2 separate regions of the Homo sapiens genome follow, and region 1 is linked to region 2. A link is an interaction called in ENCODE POLR2A ChIA-PET data of the cell type or tissue named here. Cell type or tissue: Panc1. All regions are shown on one strand. Each heading gives the region's core, and the rest is flanking DNA. Links, peaks and the distances in the headings are about the cores only.

Region 1 (16,148 bases), core at 3,534-11,533, 160 kb before region 2:
TTTGATAGTAATATTAAAAGCCCAAATATGTCAAATATTAATACAGAGCTTGAACTCATTTATCACAGAAAGACCTAGCAATTTTTCTCATCTATTGAAGAGTGAGTCATTTTTTAATTCATTAAAATCTATTTTAGGAAATGGAGATGAAGTAAAGGGACAACACAATTATGAAATAATCTGATAATAAATGTATAGATAAAATTACTTACTTGTCTACATTATTTGCAAATGCAAAATCTAAAAAAAAAATACATTTTAAAGTTAGTATTTTAAAATATTTATCCAGCATTTAAAAACAGTGGAACAATGCTATAAAGGAAAAGTATAAAGCAGGGCTTTCTGTTTTCAAGTTATTCTTTACGCAAATAGTTCAATCTGTCAAAAATGCCTTTTTATCTAACTCCAAAGCAAAACTTTCTCTTAGATATAGTGGGTTTTGCCTTAGGTTTTGGGGCAAATTTTTTTAATACAATACAAATCTCAAAACCCTGAGAACAGAAAGCTTAGTCAATTTATAATGTACCAATGGAATCCAAGTGGGAATTTTTATAATTAAGATATTGAGGCTGATATGCAGAAACCTATCCCTTTTCTTCCGAAAGGCACATGCATCTATAAATGGACTAACAGTCCAAATGAGGGGAAATATTTAGGAACATTTCAACCATTTGGATTCTTAGCATTAACTTTAAAGAAACGGAATAAACAAATACTAGATCACAAGAATCTAGATCTTCCTAGCTTTGAAGCTCCAAGACTAGTCCTCAAAACCTGGATTTCTTACGGTGTCTTCCAGAGACTGTCACTGCTTTGTTGATTTCCCTCCGGAAAGCCTAGGGCCCGTACAGAGATGGATTTTACTAGCACCTGTTGTGCCAGAGAAGCCCACAGTATCACCTCTTGCCATTCCACAAGCAGCAGCGACCACAAAGCCTCTCTGCCTTTGAATTCATAGCATTATTCCCTTCACAAGTGGCTAACGAAAGTCTCTCATGCGTTTCTGATCATCCTAGGCTCTTTCTTTTTCTACATTTTTCTCCCAGCTTTAGTGGTATAATTGACAAATAAAAACTGTATATATTTAAGGTGTACGACTTGATGTTTTAATATACGTATTCATTGTGAAATAATCATCACACTCAATCTAATTAACATATTCATCAGCCAGACAGTTGCCATTTTTTGTGTATACGTGGTGAGAACACTTAAGATCTACTCTCTTAGTAAACTTCAAGTATACAATACGGCTAACTATAGTCACATCATATAAGATCTTTAGAATTTATTCATTTGTGTAATATAATTTAAACTTTGTACCTTTTGACTAACATCTCCCCATTTCCCCTTCCCCACAGCACCTGGCAATCACCATTCTACTCTCTGCTTCTATGAGTTTGACTATTTTAGATTCCATATATAAGTGGGATCATGCAGTATTTGTTCTTCTGTGTCTGTCTTATTTCATTTAGTATAACGCTCTCCAGTGTCATCCATATTGTCAAAAAATGACAGGATTTCCCTGTTCTCGTCTTCATTTTTAATTACAAAAAGCGCATACTTTACTTACAATGAATATAAACAATAAAGAAAATAGTGAGTAAAAAGGGAAATTTCCACTTCCTCTTATTACTATTAAGTATCACTATTAAAAGTTTTGTATGTATGTTTCCAGCCTATATGTCACACGTGTACTCACACACATACATGTATATATACATAGAGATTTGTTTGTTGACAAAATTCTAATTTTGTTATTACTCATAGTATACTATTTTTTCAATGTGTGTGGTTTTGTTTTTTGTTTTCGTTTTGTTTTTGTTTGAGATGGAGTCTCACTCTGTTGCCCAGGCTGGAGTGCAGTGGCACGATCTCGGCTCACTGCAACCTCTGCCTCACTGCAACCTCTGCCTCCTGGGTTCAAGCGATTCTCCTGCCTTAGCCTCCTGAGTAGCTGGGATTACAGGCGCCTGCTACCACGCCTGGCTAATTTTTGTATTTTTAATAGAGACGGGGTTTCACCATGTTAGCCAGGCTGGTCTCAAACTTCTGACATCAGGTGATCTGCCCGCCTTGCCAAGGTGTTTTTAATACCTCCAAATATATTATGGATTAATTCTATAATGGAATAGTTTGTATTATACAAATGTGCCATAGTCTATTTAACATTCTCCTATGAATGACCATTTAAATTGTTTCTACTACTTTTGCTATTATAAAAAATGTTGCAACATGCAGCCTTATACCTATATATTTTTTCTTTGTCCATATGTGCAAGCACTTCTGTAGGGGAGAGATCAAATTTAGTTGCTGTGTCAAATGGTTTGCACATTTTATATGTTGGTGGATACTGCCATATGGTCATCCAAGAGAGTTGAACGAGTTTACATTCCCATCAATAACATGAATTGTGCTCGTTCCCCCCTCATCTTTAACAACCCTTTAAAACTTCTGCCTACTTGTTGGATGAAAATGGTATCTCATTGTTTTTATTTCCATTTATTTGATCGTTAGTGAAGCTGATCATTATTTACATTTCTTTCTTTGTATATATGTCTTGTCCATGTCGTTTATTTTGTTTTCTACTGGGATTTTTAAATTGACTTGGAGATGTCCTTTAGAAATTATGAGTGTTAACTTCTGCCTATTATATATGTTATAAAGACTTCCTCCAATTTTGCATTTTAATTTTCTTCCTATATGATGCTTTTTATTTTTAATTATTATGATACATACTAGTTGTACATATTTATGGGATACATATAATTGTTTTTCATTTTCATGTAGTTAAATCTGTCAACATTTCTCTTTGATGCCCTCTGAGTTTTGTGTGAGGCTTTGATTGGCCTTCACTTTGGGATTATGAAAGTATTTTCTTCCAGAACTTCCTGATTTCATTTACATTTAGATATTCAATCTCTCTGGAATCTATTTTTGTATATGGTATCTCCCTTAGAAAGTAATTCTAGTTTATCTCTTTGGCCCAGGGCTACTTTATGGCACAATTCTTGGGGGGCCTCAGTAAATGTTTTCTGTGCAAAGAGTGTCCACTGGAGTTATGCAACATGGAAGCTCTGTTGACTGCTGATTTTTCCCTTCACAAATTCTTGTACACAACTCCCTCAGTTGCTCAGCCCTATGCCAAACAATCTCTAGATCTCACATTGACCTCTAATACCTACCTGAACCTTCATGCATAGGTAGCAGTTGGCATTTACTCTTCTGGGTGTGCCTGATATGTCATAGCTACCCAAAGTCAGAAATGTCTTCAAGACTTGATTTCCTGAGCCGTTGATCTCCCAGCTCATACCTTTCAATTATCTGTTTTCTCTGGATTGTGTCCTGCCTTGTCTGTACTGGTGCACTCTTTGGTGAATTGCTGTTTGTTAAATAGTCTGCCTGGTCTTCCTTTTTGGCCTTACCCTTCTGTCTTCCCTAGTAGTACATGCCTCACCTGCCAGGCCCAGGCTCTGTGACACTATACCCCAGCTTGGGCTCAGCACCTGGAGCTCTGTCTTGAGCAAACATGGTGGAAATCTGGCAGCTTCACTTTTGGACCACTAATGGACATTTTAAAAGCTTGTTGGTATTTTATTTTAAATACCCCTTAATGTCTTTCTACATTTACATATAGGTAATTGGTGAAAAATCTGCAAATCAGGTTCTTAAAGCCAGGTAGAAGCCCAAAGTGTTTTGGTTCTGAGAATATTGGCTATCATGCAATAAAACCCAGAGACAGTAATGAAAATTGGTACAACCCTTTTAACCATACTTATTTGATAAGGACTGATAGATGGGACTTGAAGAAAACTTAAAATTGATCTTGCTTCTCAAGATATTAGAAATATAATTGGTTTCTTAACTTCAGATGAAGGATAATAAAATCAAAATGTGGCTTTACAATTGCCTCATAAACATTTTTAAGTGTAGTTTCTTTCCAATAAAATAATTCATATTTCTCTTAGAATTACTCTTATAATTTTTTAGAATGTCACCATAAGGTAAGATTTATAAAAAAACAAATATAGAAGCTGCAAAACTATATGGATAAATTTTAAAAATTTACATAGCGCGTTTTATTAGTTTTATTACAAATGTTTGCTTAATTAAGATATGCTAAAATAAGCCATACTCTGGGCTAAAAATACTTTTTAGTTGCTATGATATAGCGGCCTTTTGTGGAAAATGAGTAGATTTATAATAATTGTCCTATCGATTATTAGAGGCTTTAGTCAACATATCTTTTAATTAAGAAGAAAAAGTTTCAAATGCAATAAAATACTCTCCCTATCTTTTCTGCTCCTGATTTTGTTTTTGGAGGTTCAATATGAAAAGGAGTAAAGAGAATTTAAAAAGGATTATAGTTCTTCCAGCAATCTGGTTAAACAAAAGAAATGTAGATCCCTAAAGGTAGGGATCACACCAATAATAATTATAGCACTGAAAAATAGATTGTGGGGGCTGACCTTGCATTGTTTGTTATTGTGTGCATTCGCTGTTTTTAAGAGGGGAGATTTTCTATCTAAAGACTCCTTTCCTACCACAGCATGGTCTACTCCAATAACATTCCATTTGGGCCATCACCTCTCACATGAAGTAAAAGGAAGGACTTTTACATAAACCAAGGAAGTGGCTGATTAACACAATAGTTCAACTTATTGTACACTTGGTATGTGTCAGATCAAGTATCTCAATGTTTTACATATCAAGCATAACAGTCAAAGCAAGATATTATACTCATTTTAAAAATCAGAAATCTAAAGCAAATGTCCAAAATAAAACTTATAATTATTAGCAGATCTGGTATTCAAACCCAAGGGAGTCTAATCCCACACTGGTACTACCACCTCTCTATTGGTTGATCTCTGACTTGAGTGTACATCAGAATCATCTGAAGGGCTTTATAAAACACAGCTTCTCAGGTCCCACACTTGTTTCTAGTTTAGTAAATCTGGTTTGGGGCAAGAATTGGTAACAAGTTTCTAAGTGATATTGATGCTGCTGGATTGGGGACCATACCCTTGTTGATGAAAAGGGTCAAACTCTGTAAAATATTTGAAGGGATTTATTCTGAGCCAAATATGAGTGACCGATGGCCTATCACACAGCCCTCAGGAGATCCTGAGAACATGTGCCCAAGGTGGTTGGGTCACAGCCTGCTCCCTCCCTCCCTCCCTCCCTCCTTTTCTTTCTTTTTCTGAGACAGAGTCTTACTCTGTCACGCAGGCTAAAGTGCAGTGATGCGATCTCACCTCACTGCAACCTCCAACTCCCGGGTCCAACCGATTGTCCTGCCTCAGCCTCCCAAGTAGCTGGAATTACAGGTGCCCGCCATCATGCCTGGCTAAGTTTGTGTTTTTAGTAGAGACGGGGTTTAACCATATTGGCCAGGCTGGTCTGAAACTCCTGACCTCAAATTATCCGCCTGCCTTGGACTCCCAAAGTGCTGGGATTACAAGCGTGAGCCACCATGCCTGGTGAGTTAGACAAGTATAAAATATATATATATATATTTTATTATACTTTAAGTTTTAGGATATATGTGCAGGACGTGCAGGCTTGTTACATAGGTACACATGTGCCATGATGGTTTGCTGCACCCGTCAACCCATCAGTTACTTTAGGTATTTCTCCTAATGCTATCCCTCCCCCAGCCCTCCAGCCCCCGACAGGCCCCAGTGTGTGATGTTCCTCTCCCTGCGTCCATGTGTTCTCATTGTTCAACTCCCACTTATGAGTGAGAACATGCAGTGTTTGGTTTTCTGTTCCTGTGTTAGTTTACTCAGAATGATGGTTTCCAGCTTCATCCACATCCCTGCAAAGGACATGAACTCATCCTTTTTATGGCTGCATAGTATTCCATGGTGTATATGTGCCACATTTTCTTTATCCAGTCTATCATTGATGGGCATTTGGGTTGGTTCCAAGTCTCTGCTATTGTAAATAGTGCTGCAATAAACATATGTGTGCATGTGTCTTTATAGTAGAATGATTTATAATCCTTTGGGTATATACCCAGTAATGGGATTGCTGGGTCAAATTGTATTTCTGGTTCTAGATCCTTGAGGAATCGCCACATTGTCTTCCACAATGGTTGAACTAATTTACACTGCCCCAAGAGTGTAAAAGCATTACTATTTCTCCACATCCTCTCCAGTATCTGTTGTTTCCTGACTTTTTAATGATTGCCATTCTAACTGGCATGAGTTGGTATCTCATTGTTGTTTTTATTTGCATTTCTCTAATAACCAGTGATGATGAGCTTTTTTTCGTATGTTTGTTGGCTGCATAAATGTTTTCTTTTGAGAAGTGCCTGTTCATATGCTTCACTCACTTTTTGATGAGGTTGTGTTTTTCTTGCAAATTTGTTTCAGTTCCTTGTAGATTCCGGATATTAGCCCTTCATCAGATGGATGGATTGAAAAAATTTTCTCCTATTCTGTAGGTTGCCTATTCACTCTGATGACAGTTTCTTTTGCTGTGCAGAAGCTCTTTAGTTTAATTAGATCCCATTTGTCAATATTGGCTTTGGTTTCCATTGCTTTTGGTGTTTTAGTCATGAAGTCTTTGCCCATGCCTATGTCCTGAATGGTATTGCCTAAGTTTTCTTTTAGGGTTTTATGGTTTTAGGTCTCACATTTAAGTCTCTAATCCATCTTGAGTTAATTTTTGTATAAAGTGTAAGGAAGAGGTCCAGTTTCAGTTTTCTGCATATGGCTAGCCAGTTTTCCCAACACCACTTATTAAATAGGGAATCCTTTCCCCATTGCTTGTGTTTGTCAGGTTTGTCAAAGATCAGATGGTTGTAGATGTGTGGCATTATTTCTGAGGCCTCTGTTCTGTTACATTGGTCTATATATCTGTTTTGGTACAAGTACCATGCTGTTTTGGTTACTGTAGGCATGTTGTATAGTTTGAAATCAGGCAGTGTGTTGCCTCCAGCTTTGTTCTTTTTGCTTAGAATTGTCTTGGCTATACAGGCTCTTTTTTGGTTCCATATGAAATTTAAAGTAGTTTTTTTCCAATTCTGTGAAGAAAGTCAATGGTAGCTTGATGAGGATAGCATTGAATCTGTAAATTACTTTGGGCAGTATGGCCATTTTCACGATAGTGATTCTTCCTATCCATGAACATGGAATGTTTTTCCATTTGTTTGTGTCTTCTCTTATTTCCTTGAGCAGTGGTTTATAGTTCTCCTTGAAGAGGTCCTTCACATCCCTTATAATTTGTATTCCTAGGTATTTTATTCTCTTTGTAGCAATTGTGAATGGGAGTCACTCATGATTTGGCTCTCTGTTTGTCTATTATTGGTGTATAGGAATGCTTGTGATTTTTGCACATTGGTTTTGTGTCCTGAGACTTTGCTGAAGTTGTTTATCAGCTTAAGGAGATTTTGGGCTGAGACAATGGGGTTTTCTAAATATGTAATCATGTCATCTGCAAGCAGAGACAGTTTGACTTCCTCTCTTCCTATTTGAATACATTTTATTTCTTTCTCTTGCCTGATTACCCTGGCCAGAACTTTCAATACTATGTTGAATAGGAGTGGTGAGAGAGGGCATCCTTGTCTTGTGCCAGTTTTCAAAGGGAATGCTTCCAGTTTTTGCCCATTCAGTATGATATTGGCTGTGGGTCTGTCATAAATAGCTCTTATTATTTTGATATATGTTCCTTCAATACCTAGTTTATTGAGGATTTTTAGCATGAAGGGGTGTTGAATTTTATTGAAGGCCTTTTTGCATCTATTGAGATAATCATGTGGTTTTTGTCATTGGTTCTGTTTATGCGATGGATTACATTTATTGATTTGCATATGTTGAACCAGCCTTGCATCCCAAGGATGAAGCTGGCTTGATCATGGTGGATAAGCTTTTTGATGTGCTGCTGGATTCAGTTTGCCAGTATTTTATTGAGGATTTTTGCACTGATGTTCGTCAGGGATATTGGCCTGGAATTTTTTGTTGTTGTGTCTCTGCCAGGTTTTGGTATCAGGATGATGCTGGCCTCATAAAATGAGTTAGGGTGGAGTTCCTCTTTTTCTATGGTTTAAAATAGTTCCAGAAGGAATGGTACTAGCTCCTCTTTGTACCTCTGGTAGAACTCAGCTGTGAATACATCTGGTCCTGGGCTTTTGTGGTTGGCAGGCTATTAATTACTGCCTCAATTTCAGAACTTGTTATTGGTCTGTTCAGGGATTTGAGTTCTTCCTGGTTTAGTCCTGAAGTCTGAACTTCCTGGCGGCTTTGTTAACACTGTGAGGGGAAAACCACCTACTCAAGCTTCTGTTTTGGCAGATGCCCCTCCCCCCACCAAGCTCGGGCGACCCAGGTCGACTTCAGACTGTTGTGCTGGCAAGGAGAATTTCAAGCCAGTGGATCTTAGCTTGCTGGGCTCTGTCGGGGTGGGATCCGCTGAGCTAGACCACTTGGCTCCTTGGCTTCAGACTCCTTTTTAGGGGACTGAACAGTTCTGTCTCTCTGGCATTCCAGGTGCCACTGGGGTATGAAAAAAGACCTCCTGCATCTAACTCGGTGTCTGCCCAAATGGCCGCCCAGTTTTGTGCTTGAAACCCAGGGCCCTGGTGGTGTAGGCACCCAAGGGAATGTCCTAGTCTGAGGGTTGTGAAGACCATGGGAAAAGTGTAGTATCTGGGCCGGATAGCTCCGTTCCCCAAGGCACAGTCCCTCATGGCTTCCCTTGGATAGGGGAGGAAGTTCTCCAACCCTTTGCACTTCCCGGGTGAGGCGACACCCCATTCTGCTTTGGCTGTCCCTCCGTGGGCTGCACCCATTGTCTAACCCATCTCAGTGAGGTAAGCCAGGTACCTCGGTTGGAAATGCAGAAATCACTCGCCTTCTGTGTGGATCTCGCTCAGAGTTGCAGACTGGAGCTGTTCCTATTCGGCCATCTTGCCGGCCACCACAACCGTAAATATTTATCAGACTTAATATCTGTGTTGATGTTAATGCTGGTTGGCTTTTCCTGAATTCCAAAAGGGAGGGGGGTATAAGGAGGCATGTCCGGAGCCCCCTTCCCTCACGGCCTGAACAAATTTTTCAGGTTAACTTGGAATGCTCTTGGCCAAGAGGAAGGGTCATTCAGATGATTGACGGGCCTTAGAATTCCATTTTTGTTTTACACTCTGAAAGCCACTGCCTTACACTATGCTCCTCTGCACCTACAACATGTCCTATGGATGTTACTTTCATTCTATGGGAAATACTAGGAATAAAGGAACAAATCGAATGACACCTTAAGGAAGTAATTTAAAATTGAGGCATTCTACAGTATAACTGGCCTGTTCTCTTCAAAAAGTCATGGAAGAAAAAAAAAAAAACAGAAACAAAAACCAGGGAATCTCTTCTAAATTAAAAGACACTGAAGAGCATAAAAAATCTAATTGTGAATCTTGACTAGATTCTGGTTTGAAAAAGCACTGTAGAAACCTTTTTGGAACAATTGAGAAAATGTGAATATGGGTTTTTTGTTTGTTTGTTTGTTTTGAGAGAGGGTCTCGTTCTGTTGGAGTGCAGTGGTGTGATCTTGGCTCACTGCAACCTCCACCTCCTGGGTTCAAGCGATTCTCATACCTCAGCCTCCTGAGTAGCTGGGATTACAGGTGCTCGCCACCAAACCCAGCTAATTTTTGTATTTTTTGGTAGAGATGGGGTTTTGTCATGTTGGCCAGGCTGGTCTCAAACTCCTGACCTCAGGTGATCCGCCCACCTAGCCCTCCCAAAGTGCTGGGATTACAGGTATGAGCCACCACGCCTGGCGAGTTATATTTTAAGTAATATAAACAAACCAGTTTTTTTCTAAGGTGTGAGAGTGACATTATGGTTAACAGGAAAATGTCCTTATTTTTAAACTTTCAGTCTAAATTATTTAAAAGTGTGAAAGTTGCAGATACCAGGATGAAATCACTCTTGTCAGAATCAAACAAATTGGAGCCAGAAGGCAGTAAGGAGAGCTCATGCTTGCATGTCTGATAAGACCTGTCTCAAGGGCATTCCAAAATAACCCCCACAATACATTATTTTGTGTCCTGCACACAACTCATGTTTGTCATAACCTACATTTCTCATGTATGCACACATTTCTATGACCAAGTTTATCACTATACATTCTTTAGGACTCAACAATTCAGATAAGATCCTCTCAAAAGAACATTTGCCTAGTAACAGAATCTCCACCAATGAACTCGTAGCTTTGGGCCTCTGGAATCAATGAACTGTGCTTCCAAGAGGCTTATGTGAATTCTTTTTTTTTTTTCTTTTCTTTTTTGAGAAGGAATCTCCCTCTGTTGCCCAGGCTGGAGTGCAATGGCGTGATCTCGGCTCGCTGCAACCTCCACCTCCCAGGTGCAAGCGATTCTCCTGCCTCAGCCTCCTAAGTAGCTGGAATTACAGGTGCCATCACTGCACCCAGATAATTTTTGCATTTTTAATAGAGACTGGGTTTTGCCATGTTGTCCAGGCTGGTCTCAAACTCCTGACCTCAAATGATCTGCCTGCCTCGGCCTCCCAAAGTGCTGGGATTACAGGCTTGAGCCACCACGCCTGGCCACTTTTTCCCAAATAAAAAGCTTCCTTCCCTTCCCTTCCCTTCCTCTCTTGCACCTGTGGCTTGCCATAGCTGTGCATCCTGGGTTATAATTCTTTTTGCTTACTCCCAAATAAATTCATTATCTTAAGAGATATTTTTCTCTGATGTCTTTTTTTAGGTTGACAGGAGTGAAATGTAATGATGTCTGCTGCTGAAACATTTTAATCCTTTGGCAATACATTGATTTTCCAATTTACACTGTAGTTGGAAATGCCAAATGCAGTGTAAGTCATTCATTTAGGAATGACTTCTAAGGTCTTCTGAGGAGACCTGTCCTTGTTTTTTTGTTTTTTAAGATGGAGTTTCGCTCTTGTTGCCCAGGCTAGAGTGCAATGGCTCACTGCAACCTCCGCCTCCCAGGTTCAAGTGATTCTCCTGCCTCAGCTTCCTGAGTAGCTGGGATTACAGGCATGTGCCACCATGCCTGGCTAATTTTTGTTTTTAGTAGAGATGGGGTTTCTTCATGTTGGTCAGGCTGGTCTTAAACTCCCGACCTCAGGTGATCTGCCCGCCTCGGCCTCCCAAAGTGCTGGGATTACAGGTGTGAACCACCGCACCTGGCCACCTGTCCTTAAATAAAGAGGCAAAGCGTCAGATATGGAGGGCGGTAAATATAGCAGAATATGAACACTTGTTGAATATATGTGGGCATATACCAATATTTATTTTAATATTCTTTAACTTTTCCTGTTAGAAAATTTTCACAATAAAAAGTTCAGGGAAGTCTTAATTTTGTCCTCATTCTTCTTTTTCTTTTCCTTTACCTTTCGCTCATTCTTGAATAATAATTGAGTTGGTTATAAAATTCTTGGTTGGCCATTACTTGTCCTCAGCATTTTAAAAACTTTCGATCACTGTTTTTTGACTTCCACGATTGTAGTTGGAGAGTCTGTTGTGAATCTCTGTGTTATTCTTTTGTAGGTCATCTGGGTTTTCTCTCCGACTGCTTTAAGATGGTTTTGCCTTTGGTGAAGACTCTTGTTGTTGTTGTTGTTGTTATGTGTCTTTTTTGTGTTTGGATTCATTTTGTCTGGTGCATCTAAGAATTCTTTGCCAATTCTGGTAATTGTCTGGTCAGTCTAAGAATTTATTTATCAGTTTGGGAAAATTTCCAGCCATTATCACTTTAAACATTACCTTCTGCTCAATTTCTATCTATAATTTGTTTTTCAGGAACTATTACTGAAGTTATATTGGACCTTCTCTTTCTAATGTCTCTCCTTTTCTCAATATCTAATTCATATCTTCTATTGCTTTCTTTCTCCATTTAGCATTCTGGGTAATTTCTTCCAAACTATTTTTTAATTCAATTTCCCCTTTATTTCTAGATAATTGGTTTGGTTTTTTAAAAATGTATGTTGTCTCTTTGGCGAAGTGTCATAAAGAAAAGGATTTTACCTTTGCACCTTTTCTTATCCACCCTCTCTTCCTTCGTGGAATGGAGATGTGAGGCTTGGGGGTACACCAGCCACCTTGTAATCATAAAGCACACTAAGAGTAGCAGAACAAAAGACAGATATATCCTTGAACAGTGACAACATTGTAGAACTTTATGCTAACCCTAGATACCCTATCTTTCTATTCTTTGCTGTCTGAGAAAACTAAACCCCTATTTTTTTTTGCATTTCTGTTACAAATATGAAATTAAATTCCTACAAATGAAACATCCTGAAAATATTCAAGTTATACTTGCATATAATGACCCTGTATGTGAGTATAATCAAAATATTACCAGTGCTTATTTCTGCATGGTAGAATTGCAGATGATCTTTATTTCTTCTTCATGTTTTTTCTATATTATCAAAAATTATATAGACTTAATTGGTAAAATCATCCATGTTAGTGGTAATAAAAATAACAATGGCTTATTTATTGAGCCCTTTATACTGTGTTAGGTACTGGGATAGAGGCTTCAATGTATTATCTCGTTATTATCACAGCACCCCATTTAATTTCACATGCATGAGTGAGGATGAAAATTGCATACCTACTTTAACTGGACTAAAAGTATTATAAGGTTAGCAAATATATTAGAAATTATTCCATTACATAGATACTTAAGTTTATTGTAAATTGTAGTTGTTATTATTACAATCAAATTACCCAAAAGTTTGAGGAGTTTTAATTTCATTAAATTTGTTTTTTTTTTTTTTTTTACGAAATACCTGAAGGTACTCTCTGGGCTGGTTTTTGCTTAAATGGTGATTTAGGATCCCATGAAGCATCCACTTTTCCTCCGAATGCTATTGATTGAACGATATGAGCCTTTTTATGGTTAAAAATGGTAATCATTGATCTTCTTTCTTTTTCTGTAACTTCTGATAAATGCAAAAAGTAATGTTATTGCATAACATTATAAATAGGCGGAGTGATTCAAAATAGAACTGAACACTTTCAAGAATGTATTTATCTAAACTATGATATATGAGAACATCCTGTCAAAACTGTTTTGTAAAGGGGCTATCACGCTTATTTCCATAATCTTACAAGCACTCAATATACACCCCACATGTCACAAGACAGAGCTTAATCCTTCAATCTAATGCATCCCAAACACCCTTTAACACATCACCAAGGATGATTAAAATTTTAGCATGAAACATCCTTTCATTTCCTCAAGGCTATTAGAAAGGAGAGGTATAACCATAAGTTTCCGATGTATCCTATAGAAAGTGGTTACTCAGTAATAAACTATTAAGAATGTTCAAACCTGCAGAGACAGAAAGGTAAGTAGATAGATAATATAGCATTTGGGGGCAAAATAGGCCTCAAAAAATGTTAAGTGTAATATGCTGAGGTTGATTGTGTGTGTGTGTGCATGTGGCTTATAGAAATCTGACATGCTATCTTGAAGATGTATTCATAAAGAAGTCATCATTCATTGTATGTTTCAATATATATATATTTACAGAATTTTTAAATCACGACTTTTAGAACTTAAACTGGCCTTATGAGATTTATTCCAATTCCCTCACTTTTGAGATAAGAAACTAAGGTGCCAGGAAGTAAACGATTTGGCATCCAACCTGTTAATGTCAAAACCAGGACCAGAAGGAATACTTTCCTCAGCTCAGTTAGAGGGCCTTTCTAATAAAGTAGTAAAGAGACATGAATTTCTAAATTAGGGCAAATTTTAGAGAGCAAGTCTTTCAAAAATAAATAATTGAAAAACTTCCATTAAAAAGACAATTATTCAAAGATATATTTTTTACAAAGACATATTTTCAAAGGTAGTCTTCGTTTTTAAACCGCTGAGCTATAAGACTACTTCTCAAATATTTCTTTGCAAGAAGGAAGGGTCCTTACGATTTCGGTCAAGCAGCTCCACTCCTGGAAGGTGGTAGATGATATATAAACGATACAGGTTATATTGGCACAAAGGATTTTGGTATAGACCTGCAAATGAAGAATCCAAAATAAAAATGTCAGATTTCAAAATCAGTTTCACTTATCACTTATAAAATACAAAAAATTAAGAGATTCGTATAAAACATAAGAACTTGTAAAGCTCTTCTCCATATCAAGCAATAGACCCATTAAACCTTTACTTAGAGCACCAGTTAATTTTTCTATCTGTTAAATTCATTCATTCAACAAATATTTACCAAGTGCTTACTATCCACTAGGAACTGTGCTAAGGGCTATGATCAAATCATTGACCCAAGTCTGCAACAAATGAGGGAAATTTTTAACATGTCCATAAATAAGTTAGTAAATGAAGAACTAGATATCAGCTCTATTGGAGTCTTGAGGCTACTTTTTATTAAAATATCACTTGGTACTCTTCTTTCAGTCTCCAAGTTCACAAGGGTGCATGTGTGAAGATAGGCAGAGACACAACACCCGGCTCTAATAGAACTTACTTCCTCCACACCATTGCTCATAGTTCAGAATGTGTCAATAGTAGCTTCAGATCTCAGCAGGACCAGAGCTGAGCAGAAGTGGCTCTTGCATCTTGTCTACCTCTGGCCAGGCACGTGCAGTTCTGAGATCCTGGTGTGCAGGTGCTAGGATGTGTGATAAACCGCACTTCCTAATGCAGTGGTTGGAAGAAGGGGGCATGTGGATGCAGAAGCAGCCCTGGCACTTTTGACATCATATCCCTTGGGAATCAGCACATAGTTATGTTTTTAAACATCCTCAACTAGAAGTTGTGAGGGCTTTATTTTTAAAAAAAGATATTTTCCCTATTCATCCTAGATGATAATAAACATATTTTTTCAATACAATGTGAAATAAAACTTTAATGATTTTCAGTTGGGCATTTTTTTTTTTTTTTGACAGAGTCTTGTTCTTGTTGCCAGGCTGGAGCGCAATGGCATGATCTTGCTCACTGCAACCTCTGCCTCCCGGGTTCAAGCAATTGTCCTGATTCAGCCTCCTGAGTAGCTGGGATTACAGGCGCCTGCCACCACGCTTGGCTAATTTTTGTATTTTTAGTAGAGACGGAGTTTCGCCATGTTGGCAAGGCTGGTCTCGAACTGCTGACCTCGTGATCCGCCCACCTTGGCCTCCCAAAATACAGGCATCAGCCACCGCACCTGGCCAGTAATCTTTAGTTATTCGGATTCCACCTACCTACATGCAATTTCTAGGAAATTCTTCTGAAAATACACCTAATAAGGAGAACCACTAGATGGCAGTAGTAGAAAGAGCTCCAGCTACCGCACAACTCCTTCACTCAATAAAATGAAGCTCACTTAATGTACATGTGAAATTTAAGAGTACTGTTGTAGACTATTCATAAAATACAGGTTTGATAAAGGCATGAAAATAGTAAGCATTAGAAACTCGGAAAAAACTGATTAATATTTCTAAAGAGCAGTTTGTAACATAAAGAAGATTGGGGTAGGTGCATGCTTAAAAGATAACAAGCTAGATAAAAACTAAAAAAAAAAAATCAATCATCTGGATGTTTTCTCTGTAGTAATAAAGCATTCTGATATTTGTTGTATAAACACAACTTTTTCTGGCTAATAAAAGCGTTATATATAGCTATTCCCTGTGGAAAACGCGAGCTTTAGAGGGACATAAAGCAGGCAATGGAAGACACCTGGTACATAATAAACAAAAGTTACAGGAGTGAGGAAAGGCATACAGGAAAATGTAGAGCCAGGAGCCACAAAGAAATTTAAAAGAAAGGAAATATGTAAGTAATGGAGAAAATGAGAAGAAAAATAAAACTTTTTTTTTTTCAAGATTTCTTAAATGACAGAAAATGGTCTGAATTTTATTCTTGAAAGAGAAGGATTTTAAAGTGGTAACAAATAATTATAACTGCAGGACAGGGAATAGAACAGATGTATATTAAACCACTAATAAAAGAGCCATTGGGATCATGAATTGTAGTTCGAGCCAGAGAAAGTAAAGAAAAGGACCCTCTTCAAGGATATAAAAGCAAAACACAATTGTTTCTAATGAGAACTCAGAAGGAAGAAAAAGTCACAGATGCTTTAGTACAGAAGTCTGCTTTGTGGTTACTGTCTTGGGGAATCACATCTGACACCTCATAACCCTGTTATACATTATAGCATCTGGAAGTA
Region 2 (11,670 bases), core at 11-8,010:
GTGCGGAGGCCGCAGCCGAGCCGCGAGGGCAGATCGGCAGCCTCAGCTGCTGCCGTAGCTGTCGGGATCGTCCCCTGCGGGGCAGCAACAGCGGGGCTCCGACGGCTGAGGGGGGCGCCTTCTGCTTGCGCGCTCTGCGTCCCTCTCCGTGGTCTGCCCTTCGCCCCGCGACCCCGGCCGAGGGTGGGAGCAGCGCGGGGTCGCATCGGCCCGAGGCTAGCGGGGCTCGCCGTTCCGCCCGCAGCCATGGAGGCCGGGCCGCCGGGCAGCGCCAGGCCGGCGGAGCCGGGTCCTTGCCTGAGTGGTCAGCGCGGCGCGGACCACACGGCTTCCGCCTCCCTGCAGAGCGTGGCCGGGACCGAGCCCGGGCGCCACCCGCAAGCCGTGGCAGCTGTGTTGCCTGCCGGGGGGTGCGGGGAGAGGATGGGGGTCCCCACCCCGAAGCAATTCTGCCCCATCCTGGAGAGGCCGCTCATCAGCTACACCCTACAGGCCCTGGAGAGGTAATGCGGCGCCGGGCGCGCCCCGCGGTTCCCTGGGGCCCGGCCTCCCGCTCCCCGCCCTGCCGCTGCTCTAGCGCTAGCACCTTCACTTGGGGGACTGCCGGGCCGCGCTCAGTTATTCAAGCTTGAGCTCTGTTCCCTCCCGCATTTCAGAGATGGGAAGTTCTGGCCTTTAACAGATGGGCACGAAAGCTGCAGCTCCCCCACAGAGCCCTTTACGTCCCCAAGCAGATGAGGTTGTGGGGAAGGCCCGTCGTGTGGCGCCGATTAGAGAGTGCATGGGTTGGGACTAGGCGATTTGGGGTTCTAGCTGTGGGGCCTGAGGAGAAGCTGTGCGGATAGTCTCGCGGTCCTGGGGCTCTGCCTCCGCGCATGCGTGGATTGAGTTGTACGTGCACACTGAAGTTTCCAGGGCGTGTGTTCGTTTTTTTCATTCATTTACTGAGCACCTTCTGTGAGACAGGCTGCGCTAATTACTAGGTGCTGCAGGAGGGGAGAGGAGCAGAATTTAATAACCTTTCAATGGTGGAAAGGGCTTTAAGCCTGAATTTGAGGTCATACCCCCTTTATCTTAGAAAGGGCACTGAAGTTAACTAGTTGGGGAAATGAAGGAGACAGGGAATGGGATAAGGAGGACTAGGGGAACAGTCGTGAGGAGCTGAGGAAGTGAAATGAAGGGGTATGTTATAATATTAACTTACTTTGCTTTTAGCACTGAGTAATGAGGTGGAGCTTGGGGCGAGGGTGCAGGGGTGGGAAGCAGCGGCATTACAAATATCCACATAATTTTGCTAAGGTGTTTGAACTTCTCTGAAGCCAGTGGGGAGCTGTGGTAGTTTGTGAAGCCTTGAATTGATGCGAACCGTTTGCATTTCCAGATAGATGTCATCCTTTAGCATACATTGCCTTTGCAGGAGGTTTTGAAAACCAAGCTAGTGAGGTTCTAGTCCAAGGGAAGTGGCACGTTCCCCAGAAAGGAGCCCCACGCAAACCCTCACACATGCTTCAAAAGCCAAAAGGTTCAAGTTGTTTTGTAACCGCCCCACGGGTTCACCTTGCCCCTGCCTAAACAGAGCGGATTTATCAAGACAGGGGAATTGCAATGGAGAAAGAGTAATTCACGCAGAGTCGGCTGTGCGGGAGATTGGAGTTTTATTATTACTCAAATCAGTCTCATATCAAATTATTACTCAAAAAATTATTACTCAAAAATTATTACTCAAATCGAGCATTTCGGGATCGGAGTTTTAAAAGATAATTTGGCGGGTAGAGGCTCGGGAAGTGGGGAGTGCGAATTGATGAGTTTGGAGATGGAATCATAGGGGGTCTATGTGAGGTTTTCTTGGTGTCTTCTGTTTCTGGGTGGGATCGCAGAACTGGTTGAGACAGATTACTGGGTTGGGTGGTGTCAGCTGATTCATGGAGTGAAGGGTCTATAAAATATCTCAAGCACTGATCTTAGGTTTTACAATAGTGATGTTATCCCCAGGAGCAATTTGGAGAGGTTCAGACTCTTGCAGCCAGAGGATGCATGACCCCTAAACTGTAATTTCTAATCTTGTAGCTAATTTGTTAGTCCTGTGAAGGCAGACTGGTCCCCAGGCAAGAAAGGGGTCTTTTTGGGAAAGGGCTATTATCAATTTTGTTCCAGAGTCAAACCATAAACTAAATTCCTTCCCAAGGTTAGTTCGGCCTATGCCAAGGAATGAGCTTAATGGTTAGAAGCAAGATGGAGTTAGTTAGGACTGATCTTTCACTGTCCTAATTTCCTCAGTTATAATTTTCACAAAGGCAGTTTCAGGTTCTCATATGACTATTTTACTTTCTGAATATTGGAGTTTGGAAAATGGAAGTGTAAAAAGCCATAATCACTGATTTAGGTAATCTGCCCAATGATTACATCTGAAACTCAAAATTTGAAATGATTCCAGTTGCTAACTTTATTCCATTTCTCTGGGTAGTGGGGAGAGGGGTCCCTGAAACCATTTCATGAACCACTTACCTATAATATTCCAGTGCCATGAACATTGTGACAACATAGCTCATATATGAAGGCATTTCTGTGGGACACAATGGGTCTTGGCCAGCAGGATCTTTATCTGCGTGGTAATTAGCTATGGGGATTATAGTCACTTTTACACTAAACTTTTCTCCCATGGAGAAAACTTTTGCATTAACTTTAATTTTTTGCATCTTCTGAGGCAGTCTAAGATAGGCGGACACTAAAAATCTCACTGATATGGTTTGGCTGTGTCTCCACCCAAAAATCTCATCTTGAATTTTAATCCCCATAACCCCGCATGTTAAAGGAGAGATCAGGTGGAAGTAATTGAATCATGGGACAGAGATCAGGTGGAGGTAATTGAATCATGGGGATTGTTTCCCCCATGCTGGTCTCTTGATAGTGAGTTCTCATGAGATCTGGTAGTTTTGTTAGTGTTTCGTAGTTCCTCCTGTGTTCATTCTCCTTCCTGCTGCCTTGTGAAGAAGGCACCTTCCTTTCCCTTCACCTTCCACCATGCTTGTAAGTTTCCTGAGGCCTCCCCAGCCATGCTGAACTGTGAGTCAATTAAACCTCTTTCCTTTATAAATTACTTAATCTTGGGCAGTTCTTTATAGCAGTGTGAAAACAGACTAATACACTCACTTTTAAAGGAAAATAATGTTTGGAAAGGCCTTGTTTATGGAAAATAAAACGTTTGTCTTCTACTTTTACTTAACTGATAACAGCAGTCAGAAAATCCTAATAGCAATAGTAACTCATCAAAATTTTCATTCTGAAATACTTCATGGCTCATTTTTATCACTATTATGTCTGAAGAGCTTATGGAACATGATTATATTTTGGGTATATCCTAGGAAGTCCTTAGAAAGCTTGCTTTATAGCAGTGTGTGGGTGCTGCTTGGCCATTTGCCAAGTGAAAGCCCTTACTTCCTTCTGTAAAAGATCAGCCCTACAGACTGTTGATAGTTTTCTTAGGGTATGGGGCCAAAAGTCTTAAGTCACTTCATTAAAAAAGATAATTTATACAAATTCAAATAAGGAAAAGGACATGGAAGTATAAAATGCCTTATAAGACTACTTTTTTGCTCTGTTGAGAAATTACGCATGCTTTTTGCTTATTAAAGAGAAAGCACAGTTCTCATTGTCCCAAATAAGAAAAATAATGGGTGTCACCACTGTCAATCATTTAGGTTATTCTAAGAGAATGTCATTTCTTGTTTTTCAAGGGCTGTATGTGATACCCCAAATTTGATTTTTTTTTTTATAACTTCAACTTCTATTTTAGATTCAGAGGGAATGTGTGTGTAGATTTGTTACCTGGGTATATTGTGTGATGCTGAAGTTTAGGGTATGATTGATCCCATCACCCATGTAATGAGTGTAGTACTGAATAGTTTTTCAACCTTTGCCCCCTCCCTCCTCCCTCTAGTGATCCCCAGTGTCTGTTGTTGACATCTTTATGTCCATGAGTACCCATTGTTTAGCTCCGTCTTAGGAGAACTTGTGGTAATTGGTTTTCTGTTCCTCTGTTAATTTGCTTAGAATAATGGCCTCCAGCTGCAATCATGTTGCTGCAAAGGACTTGATTTTGTTCTTTTTATGGCTACATAGTATTCCATAGTGTATACGTACCATATTTTCTTTATCCAATCCACCATTGATGGGCACCTAGGTTGATTCCCTGTGTTTGCTATTGTGAATAGCACTGTGATGAACATGGTGCATGCATCTTTTTGGTAGAAGCATTTGTTTTCTTTTGGATATATACCCACTAATGAGATTGCTGGGTTGAATGGTAGTTCTGTTTTAAGTTCTTTGAGAAATCTCCAAACTTCTTTCCACAGTGATTGAACTAATTGACTTTCCCAGTAACAGTGTATAAGTGTTCCCCTTTTCTCTGCAGCCTTGCTAGCATCTGTTTTTTTTTGGCTTTTTCATAATAGTCATCATGACTGGTGTGAGATGGTATCTGATTGTGGTTTTGATTTGCATTTCTGACTAGTGATGTGGAACGTTTGTTTGTTGGATACTTGGATGTTGTCTTTTGAGAAGTGTTTGTTCATGTCATTTGTGCATTTTTAATGTGGGTATTTGTTTTTTGCTGGTTCAGTTGTTTACAGTTCCTTATAGATTCTGGATATTAGGCCTTTGCTTGAGAGTGCAAAAACTGTTTACTCTGATAGTTTCAATTGCTGTGCAGAAGCTCTATTGTTTTTTTGGAGATAGGGTCTCACTGTGCTACCCAGGCTGGAGTGCAGTGGCAGGATTTCAGCTCACTGCAGCCTCAACCTCCTGGGCTCAAGCGATCCTCCCACTTCAGGCCCTCAAGTAGCTGGGACTACAGTCACGTGCCACCATGCCCAGATAATTTTTTTTTTTGTATTTGTTTGTAGAAATGGGGTTTTGCCATGTTGGGCAGGCTGGTCTTGAGCTCCTGCGCTCAGGTGATCCACCTGCGTCGGCCTCCCAGAGTGCTGGCATTACAAGTGTGAGTGACCACACCTGGCTGCTGTGCAGAAGCTGTTTAGTTTAATTTTCTCTCAGTTGTCAATTTTTGTTTTTGTTGGAATTGCTTTTGAGGACTTAGTCAGAAATTCTTTCCCAAGGCTGATGCCCAGAATGGTGTTTACTAGGTTTTCTTCTACGATTCTTATAGTTGGAGGTCTTCCATTTAAATCTTTAATCTATCTTGAGTTAATTTTTGTGTATGGTGAGAGGTAGGGGTCCAGTTTTATTCCTCTGGATATGGCTAGCCAGCTATCCTACCAACATTTATGGAATAGGGAGTCCTTTTCCCAAAAATTGCTTATTTTTGGCAACTTTATTTCTGGGTTCTCTGTTCTGTTCCATTGGTCTGTGTCTATTGTGTACCAATACTGTGCTGTTTGGGTTACTGTAGCCTTATAGTATAGTTTGAAATTGATGCCCTGAATTTGACTTCAAAATTCATTTTATTTGCCCCTCATAAGTAAGGATATTCTTTGCCCAAACTTTTGCTATCTCACTAATAGAGGGTTGAGAAGTTGTAATTTTTTAATATCTCACCTAAGAAATTCAAACTACCATTGAAAATAACTCTTATGGGTTGATTTGTCTTTTGGAATTTTGAACTAATTGGGGACTGCAAAAGAGAAGGTAGAAACTTCTGAACTTTGGCCCCAAATTCCTAAATTGGGATAGGGAAATGTAAGGAAACATGGCTAGTCTTGCCTCTAGTTAAAGACTGCCACTTACACATACATTTGTTTCCACTACTTCCTTGACCCATCTAAAGGAGCTAAAAATGTATGGCTACAGAAGGGAGAATGAGAGGAAGTGCAGCAGATAAGTACTAATAAACTCAAGAGCTAGGCGCGTGGTAACCTAATCAGATTTAATGAACCCAGGAAAGCTAAAACATAAGCCTTCAGGTAGAACTTCAGTTCAGGTAGAACTTACTTCTCAGGAAGTAAGATGATTAAAGTTATACGACCTTGAAAAAGTATAGACATCAGAGGCACAGGGTATCTCTGGAGGTGGGGTAGAACAATGAAAAGGGGACACCTGATTGAATCCTTCAAAAGGAAGAGTAAAATTCCCAGATCTTTAACAGATACTGAGGCTTATTCTCTGGCTGAGAATTAGCACAGCTAATGACTTGAGTTCGGTACTCTATGGCAGTGGGGAAATTAAGAGAGACTACATTTTGATACAGTGAGATCCTTAGTGCCTGAGATAGATGACTCAAGGAAGTTTTCTGCTTTTCAGACATGCCATATATTAAAGTAGCTATTCTTCTAAAATCAAGGAGTTGGAGGAGACATTGAAAGAAAATCCATTTTGTGAATTGACTGGAACTTCAGATTGCTTGTCCATTTTCCTTTTGTCAAAATCAGAACAGTTTTAGTTTAGCCAAGTTCTACTTTGCGCCATTGAAACTGCTTAGAAAACTACTTATCAGATTAAATGAGATTCAAAAGTACCTCTGAACCCACCAGTATCTGAGGCATGTTGGCTAAAGGCTCTGAGAAAATGGAGATTTACAAGCTAAGTATTTAACATATCAAGATTATGTTGTTTGTGGATATATTTGTATATTATGATTAAACATCATGTACATGTATAGACATATGTATTAGTATACATGAATGTGTGTATAGGTTAATATACTCCAATCTTAAAGAATGGTAGTCCAGAATTGTGCATATGGCTATTACTAGGAAGGATCACATATAACAACTCATTTCTACTTTATGCTGGGAACTAGACCCTTTCAGAAGTTGATTAAAAATGTTCCTAGGATTTCAAAAGTTGTTTTGGCTTTTTAACCAAACTGAAATATAATTGTTGAACCCCAGGTTATAAACTAAAGGGAATCTTAGTTTTCGCCTTTTACTAACAAGAAACTGAGATTAGGGGTACTAATCACTTAGATAACTATCGCTTTGTGACCTGAGTTTCTATAAGGAAATGTTGCTCCAAGAAATCAGATGACAATGGTGTTATTGGCAGGGGCATAAAGCTGACAATTAAACCATAACATTCACTCACAATTTATCAATTGATGTATCTAGATTTTACTGTTTTAAAAAATGTATTCCCTGGATCTGTTGTAGGAGGCAAAAATTCCTGCCAGTAATCTAATTTCTGGTTTAAATATACAAGGAAAGTGTCATGGGGTGTGTGTGTGTGTGTGTGTGTGTGTGTGTGTGTGTGTGTGTGTGTGTGTGTTGGGGTAGGGGGGTGGTCAACCTGGAATAGCTGAAAAATAGACTAAGATGACAACTACAGCAAAAGGGATTAAGAAAGGCAAACTTCGGCCATGCTTATTCAGACTTGGTGATGAGTTGGGTAGGGGTTGGGAATTCCTGACAGTGGATTTGAACAAGGTCTGGCAGGGCTTTCCTCATAGTTCATGAGGTTTTTGAGCTCTCTTAGGTGGAGGACAATGCTTAAGATAACTTTCCTTTAGATGGTTTCATGCTTGTCAAAGTTTGTTATAACTCGGCCTCCCCTATAAATCTTCTACAGGAAAATGTGCTGTTCCACTGATTAAAAAGTATTCTAGACCTTATGATAGTTGTGTGTATCATTGTATGTTAATCTATTGGCACTGATTCATGTTTCAGAATATTTTCAGTTTGGCTAGAGTGAATTAGTCTCCTTGAGTCAGACAACTCCAGGTAAATTTGGGGAGAAAAATCACTTTTGTAGATCTGTATGTGTTTATATTATGGAAACTAAATCTTCAGATTGAGATTGGGCTTGGAAATCAATGAAAGTCTATATTTCATTATTGTTTAAGACTCCATAGTCTGTGTTTCAGTATATTAACTTTGTTTTTTAAAAAAACTTTTGTCCATTTATTCGATTTGTTTTCTTGTGTACTTTTACATATGCTGTCCTAGATTTTGGAAAACCACAGCAAATTCTGTTGAACAAGATACACAAGTAAAGATATAAATGTTAGTCCAGATGAACAAGGTTGATCACTTGAATTAGGCTGAGATAACAGGAATGGAGTAGAGAAGACAGGAGAAATATTTAGTAGCTAGTGTTGATAGCTCTTAGTGATTAACTGTATTAGAGATTCAGAATGAGAAAGGAAAGCTTTTAGTTGTGTGGTTAGATGAATTTGACTTAAAATTTTGTCTCAAGGCTTCCTTAATAAAAGGGTCAAGTCTGAGTCATGGGACTTGTATTTTGTACAGGTCAGATGATTAGAGGTCAGTGTTACATTTCCAAAGGACCGCATGGAACACCTTCAAAATAAGTGGTAAGTCTAAGGCAGGTAGGCTGAGGCCTGACAACCGGGAGCCTTCATGGGCCATAGTAGGAAGGCTTCACATTGCAAAGGTAATCCAAGATTCAGCCCCATCATGCCAGTTCAATATTTTGCTGCTAAAACGTCAGGGTCAGTATGGAGAAATAGAAATCTATGAATTATGTCCATAGTACAATCCAGAGGCCAAGTTTCCGTGAAGGCTGCCATGGAAATGAGCAGCAGCTGCCACTGTCCCCTTGCAGCCAAACTCTGCAGACTAGATGAGAGGGCTTTCAGAGGTGTTAACAGGGCCTGATCTTTCCCATCTGTTTCATAAAGCATTTGTTAAAATGTTCTGTTCCCAATAGATCTGTTAAAACTGTCTGGGCCGAGTATTCCTGTAAGCAATATTTGTTATTCCAGGAGAAAATAACTTTTGAGTTATTATATTTCTTCCTCAATGTCTGTAGGTGTAATAGAGCTTAAGGCTAGGTTCCTATTTGCCTATGGAATGTGCTAGAAAGGAAATATTCAGGAGAACTTGACAGAATTAGGCTGCTGAGGGTTTGGTGTGGACTTGTCCTCAGTTAAGAGGTAAGCTAGATCTCTTTATTCAGCAAATATTTGATCGGTAGACACTGTGTGAGGTACTTAAGGTCTTTTTAAGTCCCATGATTTTACATTATTAAATTTTAATACTATAAAAGACTTTTAGTTCTATAACTAGAAAAGAATGTGAATAAATCCTTAGAAATACAAACAGTACTTATAAAGACTTGCAAGTACTGGGTGTATGCTTGGTTGCTGACCAAAATAGCTTTATAAGCCTATTGTCTCTGAAGAGCGTTCTAAAATAGTGTTTTCCAAACTTTTTTTTGACCTGTTACAAGAATTACGTTTTTGCCTCATGGCTCAGTGACAAATGCATATTTACTTATATACTCACGCACATTTGAAAGAAAATTCATGCAAACAACCTATCTCTGTGCTACGCATTTTAATTTTTCTGTTCTATTTCCATTTCATTTACCCAACAAAGTTGCTTTAAAACTTACTATAAACTGATTTTATGACACTCTAATGGGACCCGAAATTGGCAGTTTGAGAAATACTGGTTTAAAATGCCATTTTCTGTTTAGAGTCTCATACAATTGTTTGAAATAGTGTAAGGCCATAAGTGTCTGTTTGTAATTATTTACATCTACTCTGGCTGTTTTCTGTCTGATGGAATGGAGAATTTGAGTTATTTTAAGGCAATCTAGTAAAATTGGGAGTTAATTCATTGAATAGATACTTGAATGACTACTTTATGTCAAATGTTATCCTATCTGCCTCTTAATTCTTCATCATATTTTAACATTTAAGTCAATGTAAATTTTCTTTAAAAAGTAGCAAACTGATTTCCTTAAAAGTTTAACCATTTTTTTCTGGTAGAATATACTATGAAAAGTGACAGGTGAATAGTTTAGAGGACAAGTTGTAATCTTTCCTTTAAAAATACTACTTATTTAGTTGAACACATACTTATAACTCCTATATTAAAAAGTGAACATGTCACACTAATAAACAGCTGAAGTATATATGAAATACTTTTAGTAGCTTTCTATAAATCTAAGAGCAGTTTTTATGCCTAATTATTCAAGCATTCTCCTCTCTGTTTATTTAACAGATACTTACTGACATGTGGTTGAGAAGTTAGGAATTCTGTCAGTCTTTGTTCATTACTGACTCATCAGTATCTAGTATAGTGCCTGACAAATGCTTGATACATACTTGATGTTTGTTAAATGACTAAAGGAACACATGAAAGAATGCCTACTTCTGCCTGAGTTACAAGAAATTATAAGAAACTTGAGCGCTTTTGACTATAAAAGCAGGAATATTACGTGTTTCAACCTTAATATAAATGAAGTGCTGTAGATGCAATGATCCAAAATGATTTTTTCTCTCCTGGATTTTTCACCTTCCTCTCAGAGACAGTATTGGTGCATTATTTACAGAGGCTAAAGTTATAGGCCCCAGAGTCAGACTGGAGATCACAGCTTGGTCCCTTAGTTTCTGAGCTGTGTGATTATGGGCAGGTTACTGCCTGTGTCCTCATGTGTAAAGCTGAGATGATGATAATGTGCTTTATAGAGCTGATATGGATATTGAGATATTGCAGGCGAAATATTCTACACATTGATTGCCTGGTACCTAGCAAACATTCCATATATCTTAGGTGTTATTTCTACTATGTTACTGAAAGTTGAGTATGTGCTAAGTTCTGGGACATAGTTTTTGCTTTCTATGAGTTGGCAGCCTAGTGAGGAAGATAAAGTTATAAACAGTGCAGTATAGTCCTTAGGACTCTACGTGTATAAGCACTCTGCAAGCTGAGAAGCAGGGATGTTGTATGCAGAATGGCAGTCAGGGAAAGCTTCCTGGAGGGAGCCATCTCTGAAGTCAGAACTGATGAGTATGAAAGACTCGGGCAGGGCTGGCGGGGAGTAGGGGCAGTTAGGGAGGAGAGAGGGATGGGGACAGTGTTGAGAGGCCAGGTAAGCAGCACATGCAAATACCTGAGTATGAGAGATGCCTTCCCTTCAGGGAGTAGTTGGGTATGAGAGTAAGAGGGCATGGAAGAGACCAAGTGATGTGCATGAAGTAGGCTGAGGTCAGGTCTTGAAGGGTCTTGCTCGAGAGCCAGCAGGGGATGACCTCAGATTTGTGCTTGAGAAAGATCATCCAGAAGTGGTGAGAATGGATTGTATTGGGTTAAGAAGAGTAAGAGGAAACAGCTGAGGGGCTAGTGCAGTAAATTATGGTAGAGATGACCGTTTGGGTCACAGCCGTGGCAGTAGAGCCAGAATCTTGGGAAATCCCACATTTAAGAGGGATTGAAGAACTGTCACTCACCACTTGCTAATAACTTTAATTTGAAACTGTGAGTGCAGTCTAAGTTCTGCAGTTGCTAAATTTGCAATGAAAGGCCTAGGAAATGGGCTACAAAACAAAGAACAACCCACGTTTAGTCTTATTCCAGAATCACTTTCATTGCCTGTACAGTTTACTACAGATTGTTCTTTGGAGTTCTGAAGTGAATTATTTTTGATTGTGATAAACATCCTCCCAAGGTGTGTGAAATATGAAAGTAATCCCAGCTCTCAAGGAGCCTTAGGACCTAGAAACCAGAGCAGAGGGTCAAATACCTAGAAACAAAACTATCAACAAAATCACACTGCATAGGGAATGCTGTTTTCATTCTTAGATTTATTTATATATTTGTAGCTAGTCAGGGTAATGAGAGCCTCCTTTGTTTTCACAGTCCTTGAGACTATGCTGTGTTGTAAGATGTTATACTGCCCCCAGTAGATGAGACTGACTAGTCATTTTTTCAACAAATAATGTACTGAGCACCCACTAAGAGTTAGGTGTAA

The links. ChIA-PET counts read pairs that join two places held together with the same protein. Peaks named below come from ENCODE experiments on the same cell type or tissue, not always from the same donor. Only the 100,000 strongest peaks of a DNase experiment are listed, where the experiment ranks them.
Region 1: POLR2A ChIA-PET joins it to region 2 with 5 read pairs; 14 of 35 experiments call an interaction of 5 or more read pairs at or near these places.

Annotation. Positions count from the first base shown.
Region 1 is chr7:16,564,166-16,580,313 of GRCh38, reverse strand. LRRC72 (leucine rich repeat containing 72) reads right to left here. Exons shown (of 9, transcript NM_001195280.2): 6 at 13,912-14,001; 7 at 12,771-12,923; 8 at 213-240. Among named protein-coding and RNA genes, the nearest start is that of LRRC72, 45 kb to the right of the region's middle. In Panc1, for the core only: no CTCF peak of the experiment used is centred there; no DNase peak of the experiment used is centred there.
Region 2 is chr7:16,409,899-16,421,568 of GRCh38, reverse strand. CRPPA (CDP-L-ribitol pyrophosphorylase A) reads left to right here and starts at 31. Exons shown (of 10, transcript NM_001101426.4): 1 at 31-503. The coding sequence starts at 247. It overlaps LOC105375168 (a long non-coding RNA gene), which reads right to left and starts at 883. Exons shown (of 5, transcript XR_007060223.1): 1 at 587-883. RefSeq lists silencers at 221-360, 381-440. In Panc1, for the core only: CTCF peaks have their summits at 209 and 425; DNase peaks (open chromatin) are centred at 868 and 4,523; H3K4me3 peaks cover 1,659 bases; H3K27ac peaks cover 2,568 bases.